Regions from separate parts of the Mus musculus genome. Here all the other regions are linked to region 1. A link is a loop called in an ENCODE intact Hi-C map of the cell type or tissue named here. Cell type or tissue: heart. All regions are shown on one strand. Region 1 has its middle 33 kb from the start of Gm25721. Region 2 overlaps Aff1 (AF4/FMR2 family, member 1). Region 3 has its middle 4.0 kb from the start of Klhl8. Region 4 has its middle 1.8 kb from the start of Aff1.

Region 1 (2,500 bases):
TCCGCACCACTGTGCGTGCAGGCTGCTGGCCGAATGCTCCAGGCTCTGCCAGCTCCCAGCTCGCCAGCTTCGGGCATCGGCCGCCCGGAACGCCCGGAGGCTCAGGCCACGCCCTCGGTGCCAAGCCACGCCCCTCGCCTCACCCCACCCCCACCGGCACAGCTCCGCCCCAGCCCACACCCTCCGACCGGAGCCACCCCGAAAGACAGGGACACCGCGGTCCTCCTGCGGAGACGCGGGTGGGAGGCTCGTGGGGGAGGGAACGCGACAGTGGCCACGCCGACCGCGTGCGTGACCCTGCCCCAGGCCACTGCAGGGCACCAGAACCCTTTAGCTTGACAACCAGATAGATTAAGCTCCGGGTCAAGTTGCAACGGAAAGTGTCAAGAAGGCTTTTTTTTTTTTTTTTTTTTTTTTTTTTGCAAGCTCCTGTGCAATTGAAACGGATTCCATGTCCTTTAATGGTGATAATAACTAACATCTGGGGGAGCGATTTACAGCTGAAAAAACAAAAACAAAAAACAAAAACGTACTTCACACACAGGCCGGGTTCATCTTCGCAGCAACCTTCTTACACGGATATTGTTCCCATTCCCCAAATAATGAAACTGAAACTCTGAAAAATAAGTACGGTGCTCAATATCACGGGCAACCAAGTGACTTAAGTAAGTTGGGCTCTCCTCTCTCAACCGCAGGGAATTCTATTGGGTGCTTAGGGGACCTTGTAGCACAGCCCCACAGGAAGAAGGGTGAAGTTCCTTAGAGTTCTCCACTGAACACGCTAGTCAGCTGTTCCCAATCAGGAACCTCACTTTCTTCCCGGAAAGAGACAGAAATACTATGAACCGTCCTAGGCCATAGGCCACGCCCATGCGTGTCTTTTTAAAATTTTTTCCTTTCTTTTTATTATTATTATTATTATTATTTTTTTTTTTTGCCAGTCTCACTAGGTAGCACCATTATACCTGGCTACCTGTCTTAAATTACAAAAGTCACTTACTTAGATAAACTATCCAGTGTCTAGGGAAAAGAGTATAATGTATGGAGCTGGAGAGATGGCTCAGAGGTTAAGAGCACTGACTACTCTTCCAGAGGTCCTGAGGTCAATTCCCAGCAACCATATGGTGGCTCACAACCATCTATAGTGGGATCAGATGCCCTCTTGTGGTGTGTCTGAAAACAGCTACAGTGTACTCACATGAATACTAAATAAATAAATCTTTTAATTTTTTAAACTTTTCTTGTTTCTTTTGGTTGTATTGAAGATAAGATCCAGAAAGTGTGCAGGGCACTGAATTTACCACTAAGCCACACCCCCAATTTATTTTCCTTTTCTTCTTTTCTTTCTCTTCTTATTTGTATTTAATTTTTGAGATACGGTCTCATGTATCCCTAAAGTTGTTATATAGCTGAGAGCAATGTTAAGCTCCTTCCCAATCCTCCTGCCTATACCTCTTAAATTCTGGGATTATAAGCTCGACTCTCTGGCCTAGAGGCGAAATGGAGCCCTGAACTCTGAATAGGCTTGGTAAGCATGATACCAACTAAGCCAAATCCTCTGCTCTTTTTGTTGTTATTTTGTTTCCTATCCCCCATCCCAATACATCTTAAATATATATATATATATATATATATATATATATATATATATATATATATAGTATGAAAAATGAGCCCTCATATGCTCTGTGTTCGTCTCCTTTTTTTTTTCAATTAAGTATTGCTTTGCCCCTCATGAGACCTTCACTGTCTACAAATTGAAAATCAGATCGATCAATATTTGCATTTTCCAAATTAAACACTTTATTGACTACTGTGCCTTATTTTCCATGGATTGTTTTCCAGAATGTAGGGGACATAGCTCAGGGGGACCAAGCTTGCCCTTCCACTGTGCCCCCCATGGCAAGACTGTGTTAATTTGCTTCACCATGAAAATAATTTTGATGTCCCTGGTGAAACTGGGCAGGGGTTTTGTTGTTGATCCCAAGCGGTTGCTTATTTATTTGAAACACTTTCCCGTGTAGCTCAAGCTGGCCTCTGACTCACTTGGTAGCCAAGGATGACCTTGAAAGGGTTCGGATCCTGCTGCCTCCGCTTCCAGAGCTAGGATTACAGGGGTGTAGCGCTGAGCACGGAGAGTGGAAGCCGGGCCTTCCAGCTAAGCTGTTTACATGCTAGGTGAACACCCTGTTTGCTGGTTGTAATATCTGGGAGTGAACCTGGGGCCTGCTCTATCCTAGAGCTACACCTGTTTCCCCCGTGACTTTAGATTAAATGCTAGAGTTGTCTGAACAGGGTCGGATAGCAATGGTCTCTGGGGTTTGGATGTTCGTACAATTTTCTAATAGAAACTGCTATCTGTTCTCAGCATCAATATGTGATTTTAAAAATCCTTTTGGTTCTATACCTATTATATTTATGGTTTTTTTTTTCTAATATGTATCTCATGGTAAAAGACAGGAGGAACATATGTTGATATTGGAAGTTTAGTGTTTAATTT
Region 2 (2,500 bases), 80 kb before region 1:
TCCAAGTAGGAGGAAGAGCAACACTCTTCCAGGAGAAAGCTGGAAGCATGCACTGGTGCTTCCTATGGCCACAGCAACGATTACATGTTTCTAAATATTCTCATTTTCATCCTAACCCCGATCACCTCCCACCACCCGCTGTAATTGGCATCTCCTTAAAGCTAAACAGTGAGTTACTGTTTTCCTGGAGCAGTCTCCCTTCATTTAACCTCTGCTATGTGGTGCTGTGAGCTTTACACAGCTTGCTGGGATTCCTTGGGCTGGACTTTAGCCCAAACATCAACATTTACATGCAGAATATATCATCCTTCCCCAAGTACAAGCAGTGGGCTGTTCACTTGCATATGCACAATGGGTATTTATTAATCTCGACAAAGCATCCTACCTTTGTCACTGAGAAACTACTATCTGAAAGCTCAGAACTAGAAGAGGCACACTTAAGGATTCTTAAGAGCCTAAACCCTGGAGAGGGTGTTAACAGTCACATCTCACCTCCCTCAAAAAGCAGAAGCGCACAGATCTGTCATAAATTAAGAAAAAGCAAAGATGCAAAACTAATTCATTTTAGGCAACTATAAAATACTTGTCTTCCAATACAAAGGCATCTTGAATATTATTCATATCACTTAAACTTATTCAAGCCCATAAATAAGTTGGTCTATAGTTTCCTGTGCTTTTAACACTTAAGCCTCAGGGAGACCAACAGAAAATCCACTTATTTCCAGGAAATACAGACTTTTTTATGTGCCAGACCTAAGGAAATAAGATTCTACACCCTACCGAGACACACAAAGGAAGAGATGTAGTCCTAGGAGAAAAAGTGCTGTTCAGGAGGTTAGTTACAATGTTGCAGAATGAGGAGGAAGGACCTCAGAAGAAGTCCCGAGGAGCCCAAATAACTTAGTGCAGTGTGCAGACATCTGAACTGGGTCTTGAAAGATGAGCATTAGTCTTCAGGCAGGGAAGGGACCCCGTGACCCCTGCAGCAAGCCCCGTGAGGAGTGATCAGTCACTCGGGACTGTTTGTACCTATCTCATCCCAACCCCCAACTCGCATTTCTCAGGGATTGAAAGAAGCCCTGATAATTTGTGGGGATGACAGTTTCTTACAAACACCCAGTCTGCAAGGACGCCCTAATTATATCCCAGAGCAGCAACCCAGCAACAAGGGCCTACAATCTTCTCCAGCCACAAGCAATGACCTAAAGTGACTGCACATACAGAGAACTGTGCTGGGAAGGAACCATGCGGACAGGTGGAAGTCAGAATTAAAAAGAAAGTTAACAGGGGCCTCAGATGACAACGTGTTACCAATGAGTGCTCTAAAGGCCCTTTTCTCCAATGCTAAACAGGCACCTGGGGCTATATGAAAGGCTCAGAGCTCCTCTCAGGAACAGACAGCATTATACAAAGGCTTGCTTGCAAACCCTGCTACAGTGCCCTCCTTCAAATGATTTTAAAGATGTACGTATTTTTTGTGTATGTGTATTTGGACTAACGTATGTATGTATGTATGTATGTGCACCATGAACATGCAATGCCCGCACAGGCCAGGAGAGGGTGTCAGCTCTCCTGGAACTAGACTTAGTCTTCATGTGTGCTGAGAATGAAGAAAGACCCCTATGGAAGAGCAGCCTGTGCCAGTAAAATGCTGAACACCTCTCCAGCTCTTTTTTTTTTTTTAAGTTCACTTTAAGACTTTTCATTTTTAAAAAGTACATACTGCTTTGGAAATAATTTTCTCTGGAATATTCTGTCTTGTAGTAGCATTAACTTCTCATTATCCACTTTCCTGACATGAAGGGAAAAGGCCATAAATCTCCCAGCTTATTGGCTATCTCACCTAAATGTCTTCCTCTGCCCCCCTTATCCCCAAAGATAAGCAAGGCAGGGCTGTGTGCTGGGAAAGATGCCAGGCTGGCCTCAGGCGTCTCTCACCACGTTATGGCAGGACACAGCTTTCCCCACCCTGTGTTTACCTGTTAACTCTCAACAGAGGAAGCAAGAGGACACATGAATATAAAGCCACCCCAGTGACTGGCTCTGGCTGAGCCTTAAGTAGGACAATGAATTTACTAAAATCCTCTATGATAAGGTGAAATAATTGAACGGGGCAGGAGGAAGAGGCGGAGAGCCTAGGAAAGCAGATCTGTGACTGAAACCGGCAGGGCCCAGGGAATCCTCAAATCCTTCAGACTCAGGGCTCCAGCAAACAACAGCGGTTTCTGGAGCATATGAAGAATCAAGACAACTGCCTGCTGTCTGGTCAGAAATCTTGTTCCAAAACTGTCTGGTGGGACAGTACCACTAGATTTGAAAAACCATAAGGGGCAGTGTTCAGAGTCACAGATAACCAAAGTCACAGAATTAAACCTAACAGATGTAGAGCGGGCTTCTAATGCTCACGCCATGCCATCTCCTTCTTCCTCTTTAAACCTCCTTCCATCCCTCAGTGTCAGCATCAGCACTACCCTCGTCAGCCCTGGGGAGACCCCTGCTT
Region 3 (2,500 bases), 220 kb before region 1:
TGCAGCTAAGATTTGGAGTCCAGATCCATTATTGGACTTTTCTTAGGTAGACATGCCTGAGCTATGATTGCGCTCAAACTCTATCCCATTCTGTTCCACAAGGGTCGGGAGGTCAGGATACTATCACATGAGCAAGAAGAAATTCACATAATTTATCCTAACCTAATACCCAAGAGATTCTCCATGACGTACGTATTGCACACGTTTCTTTGTATGATCTTAAACCAGGTCCGGGTCTGACTGTATAAAACAAAATTCAGTGAATCCGTGGCTTTCATTGTCTAAACGGAAATAACGTAGGACTGAGATTCTGGTTCAAGGATCAATCACCGGAGACTCACAATCCTCCTATCATTTCCCGCCATCCTATGCATGACTTCCATCCATCCTCAAATACCACTATGCTCCAAGAGGGCTGAGATACACACACACACAAACACACACACACACACACACACACTAAAATCCTCCCAGGAAGAAAAAATATAAGACAGATATTTCCTCCCATAAGCTTGCTTAATTCCTTTTAAAGAAATTTTCAACAAAGTCTAATGAAACACCTGGCCTTCTGTCTCGTAGCCATCTGTACTTTGTAGATAATTGTAAGAAGGAATAAGAAGTGAACTTTTACATTCATCACTAAAAAAATGCTGGAGCTCTCTGACTGAGGAAAGAAAGCAAGGAGATGCAGCTAAGAAGATCTTTCTTTTATTTTTATTGTAAATTTTTTTCAGACATAAAGTGTATTATGAAGATGTAAATTTAATGCCCGAGAGTATGTCACATGGAACTATAGCTTAATAAAAAGGAGTGTGTTGGGCTGGTGAGATGGCTCAGTGGGTAAGAGCACCCGGCTGCTCTTCCAAAGGTCTGAAGTTCAAATCCCAGCAACCACATGGTGGCTCAAAACCATCCGTAACGAGATCTGACTCCCTCTTCTGGAGTGTCTGAAGACAGCTACAGTGTACTTACATATAATAAATAAATTTAAAAAAAAAAAAAAAAAGGAGTGTGTTCAAAGCCAGCTGTGGTCGTGTTTGCCTATATAGTCCCAGCACCCAGGAGGCTGAGGTAGGAAGGCTGATGAGAGTTTGAGGCTACACAGGAAAAACCTCAGACCCAGCAAAAGAAACACTTTTCATAATTTGGAAAACACGAACTTGAAACATATTGCTATGAAAACATATTGCCTGTTCCAACCATAAAGATGAAGAAAATGGTAATGGTTGTGGATGCTTTTAATCCTAACACTTGGGAGGCAGAAGCAGGTGGATCTTGGAGTTTAAGCACAGCCTGGTCTACAAAGTGAGTTCTGAAACAGTCAGGGCTACACAGAGAAACCCTGCCTCGGGGAAAAAAAAAAAGTGAATTGGTCTGGAGAGATGGTTCAGCGATTAAGAGCACTGGCTGCTCTTCCAGAGGTTCTGAGTTCAATTTCCAGCAACCACATGGTGACTCACAATCATCTGTAATGGGATCTGGTGCCCTCTTCTGGTATGCAGTTATACATGCAGGGAGACTATGGTATACATGATAAACAAACAAATCTTTAAAAAGTAAGTGTGAATGAAGTTTTGTTTTGAAGCATCTTAGATATGTTTCAAAAATAATTATTGCAAGTGATTTTTCTTTGTGTGCCTGTGTGTTCATGTATGTGCTCGTAACTGCTGAACAAACCTGGGGCTTGGCACAAACTAGGGAAATGCTCTACCACTGAATTCCACCCTGTGTCCAAGGCCCAGCTGTTCACTTTCGTATTGTCATCATTTTGAATGGGACGACAATTGCTCTTACTCTCACATTTTATATATTGCTCCAAAGAGAATTCCAGTTCCCTCCATGTGCAGACTGAGTCAGACGCACCTAGGCAGGGTCAGCAGGGTGTGGAAGCTGGTTAGACGAGGGCATGACAAAGTAGTAAAACTGAAAATAAGAAAAAAAAAAGTGACAAAAACCACCACCACGACAGATTAGTAACAAGTTAAAAATCCTGTCAACACTGGGGATTTCCAAGGAGCACAGCTGAAGTGCCAGTGGCCATCTCAAAGATGCTTCCTGTTTTAGTCTCACCCACTAACCTCTTGGTGAGCATGTCTTCTAACAGTGCCACCTCGTCCAGAGGTGTGCCCTTCACCGTTCACTCGGACCTTTATCACATTGTCTCTTACACAAGTATCTGGAGCCGCAGTGAGAACTAGCTACTGTCATTTACGAAGCAGAGCTGGAGAGCTGGGACAAGGTTTATTTAATAAAGTTACTTACTACCTGGCCCTTGACTGGACATGTATGCAAAACAATTAATTACTCAAAGCTGATGTGTATGCAGGCATCATTTATTAAGAACATAGTATGTATCAAGTACTATGTTTCTCTTTTCTGTCTAAGAAACTTGCAGATAAGTAAAAATTAATTAAAATGCTTGAGGATTCGTGTTACTGTAAGGATAAAAAGAGGGTCTCACTGTGGGGGGGGGGGGAGGCGACAAGGAGTGGGTGAGCCT
Region 4 (2,500 bases), 61 kb before region 1:
CCCTCTTCGAGGCAACATGCGATTACACAGAAGACAGCCATTCAGGGAAGTCCCCTAATAAATTAAAAGAATTGCTTCCCCTCCACCCCACCCCACCCCACCCCCCGCAAACAAAAACCATGATGCAAACCAACGTAAACGCTCGAAAGCACAATCGAAAATTGCGTCAACTCAGACACAGGAAAGACACCAGGCTTTGCCTGGGAAGCGGCTGAAAACAACGATGGGCAGAAAGGCAGGGAGAAGACTTAACAGGGGCATCCCGGAGGACCAGCCTGCTGCTGGAAGGACACTTTCTTGGTGCGCTCCGGGTTCGACCCGGGACTCACCACATTATATTGCTCATGTAACTGATTGCCCAGTTTCTAAATACCGCAAGTTTCCAGATTCCGGTAGTCCCTCTCAGAGGTCAGAACTACTTACATAAGAACACAAGACAAAGCTTGTCTTTCACTCCCCTGGCTTTAGCTCTGATGGTGGAGAACGACTGACGCCTTCGCAGGAATGAAGGCTGTGGTGGCAAGTGAGACAAGTTGCCAGACACTGCTTTCTCCACCACCTACAGTAGTAGTTTGGAGAACTCGTGTACTTTAGGAATGCCCTTGATGAACTAACTAGTCCTTTGAATTTTGACTCTGAAATGCGGGGTTTTTCCCTCTGTCTCTATGTCAGTCTCTCTGTCTCTCCTCCCTCCCTCCTCCTCCTTGTGACAAACGGGAAGTGCACAGAAAGCACTGTTCTGTTCTAAGCTCACAAGCACAGCACCAGTCCTGAAGATGAGTGTGAAGTGACTGGAGAGAGAAACCAACCAGAAACTAGCTGGTTTTTCATAGACCATGTCTCCTAGAGATAACAATTCGCACGCTTCTGACTTGGGCATCTGGCAAGTCTCTCTTCTAGGAAAACAACTTTCAGTGTTTATTGCAAAGATAAGGTTTTACCTTCAGAGCTATAGGGGAAGCTTGCTACAGGTGAGACAGTTTCCCATACTGTCAGACCAAGGTGAGAGGGAAGGACTCACTGCTTGACTTAAGGAGCAATGGGTTCCAAATGACAATATGTGATGCTACAAAAACATGCCTGAGGGCTGGAGAGAGGGCTCATCTGCTCTTCCAGAGGTCCCAGAGTCACTTTCTAGGTTCCACATTAAGTAGCATCCATGTTCCCTTAGCTGTCTTTAACTCCAGTCCCAAGGGATCAGAAGCCTTCTTCTGTTTTCAGGAATCAGGCACACATGTGGCATATAGATATACATAGACACAGAACACCCATACACATGCAAATAAGTAAATAAAAATTCAGGGGGCTGGAGAGATAGCTCAGGAGTTAAGAGCACTGACTGCTCTTCCAGAGGTCCTGAGTTCAATTTCCAGCAACCACATGGTGGCTCACAACCATCCGTAATGGGATCTGATGCCCTCTTCTGGTGTGTCTGAAGGCAACACCAACGTACTCATATAAAATAAATAAATCTTAAAAAAAAAAAATCTAGGGGGCTGGAGAGATGGCTCAGTGGGTAAGAGCACCCGACTGCTCTTCCGAAGGTCCGAAGTTCAAATCCCAGCAACCACATGGTGGCTCACAACCATCTGTAATGAGATCTAATGCCCTCTTCTGGTGCATCTGAAGACAGCTACAGTGTACTTACATATAATAAATAAATAAATAAATCTTTAAAAAAAAAAAAAAAAAAAAATCTAGCCCGGCGTTAAATAAATAAATAACTGCACTCATCTCTCAACAGATAATTGCTGAGACAATTAAATATAAAATGAGAAAAATACAGCAAATATCTACCCATGAAGATGGAATAGGATTCGAATTAGACATTATAAGAGTCCCAGGATTGCCGGGGGTGGTGCTTTCATCCCAGCACTTGGGAGGCAGAGGCAGGCGGATTTCTGAGTTTGAGGCCAGCCTGGTCTACAGAGTGAGTTCCAGGACAGCCAGGGCTGGGTTCCTGGATTCTGAGTAGCTTGTAATATAAATCAGAATATTCTAAAATGGAAAGATCTAGCAATAGATCCAATCATACTAGAAGGAAGTCCAGGAGCCTAAAATCTCCACGTACAGGACCCAAGGTCTAGTTCAGCAATAAAAGTAAACAAAAGCAGACTGGAGTAGCTGTGAGCACACACAATCCTTGGTTTCTCAGACAAAGGAAGTCATACTTGGATGAGGCTCTGTTCATCTCGGAAGCACCTAAGTTCAAGACTGCTAAGGTCCAGCTGCACAAATGAGACACATCTTTAGTTCCAGTGCACAGGCAGAGGCAAGTGGATCACTTTGAGGCTCACCTGGTCTATGTGGCAAGTTCCAAGCCAGCCAAAAACTACATACAAGACTCTATCCTAATTAATAATTGATTCATTATAAGGTTTAGATGTAGAGTTGCCTTATTATCCAGGATATGTTCTCTTAACGATAGAAAACTACTGTGGAACAACACAGCACAAATCACCCACACAACAGAAGAGCAACTTTCCATTTCTACATTACT

What was found. Peaks named below come from ENCODE experiments on the same cell type or tissue, not always from the same donor. Only the 100,000 strongest peaks of a DNase experiment are listed, where the experiment ranks them.
Region 2: a loop joins it to region 1, with 3 times the contacts of the local background. A loop is called at or near these places in 2 of 42 quality-filtered maps.
Region 3: it touches region 1 in a loop (2.4-fold over the local background); 11 of 42 quality-filtered maps call a loop at or near these places.
Region 4: a loop joins it to region 1, with 2.4 times the contacts of the local background. A loop is called at or near these places in 16 of 42 quality-filtered maps.

The regions. Positions count from the first base shown.
Region 1 is chr5:103,689,988-103,692,487 of GRCm38, reverse strand. It overlaps a transcript of Aff1 not described here. Among named protein-coding and RNA genes, the nearest start is that of Gm25721, 33 kb to the right of the region's middle. In heart, a CTCF peak has its summit at 1,174 (motif pointing left); DNase peaks (open chromatin) are centred at 167 and 717; H3K4me3 peaks cover 884 bases; H3K27ac peaks cover 642 bases.
Region 2 is chr5:103,770,073-103,772,572 of GRCm38, reverse strand. All of the region lies in intron 1 of Aff1 (AF4/FMR2 family, member 1), which reads right to left. Among named protein-coding and RNA genes, the nearest start is that of Aff1, 17 kb to the right of the region's middle. In heart, a CTCF peak has its summit at 1,561 (motif pointing right); DNase peaks (open chromatin) are centred at 1,002 and 1,942; H3K27ac peaks cover 1,343 bases.
Region 3 is chr5:103,914,016-103,916,515 of GRCm38, reverse strand. No RefSeq gene overlaps it. Among named protein-coding and RNA genes, the nearest start is that of Klhl8, 4.0 kb to the right of the region's middle. In heart, a CTCF peak has its summit at 1,505 (motif pointing left); no DNase peak of the experiment used is centred here.
Region 4 is chr5:103,751,103-103,753,602 of GRCm38, reverse strand. It overlaps a transcript of Aff1 not described here. Among named protein-coding and RNA genes, the nearest start is that of Aff1, 1.8 kb to the left of the region's middle. In heart, a CTCF peak has its summit at 1,448 (motif pointing left); DNase peaks (open chromatin) are centred at 272 and 682; H3K4me3 peaks cover 1,166 bases; H3K27ac peaks cover 1,105 bases.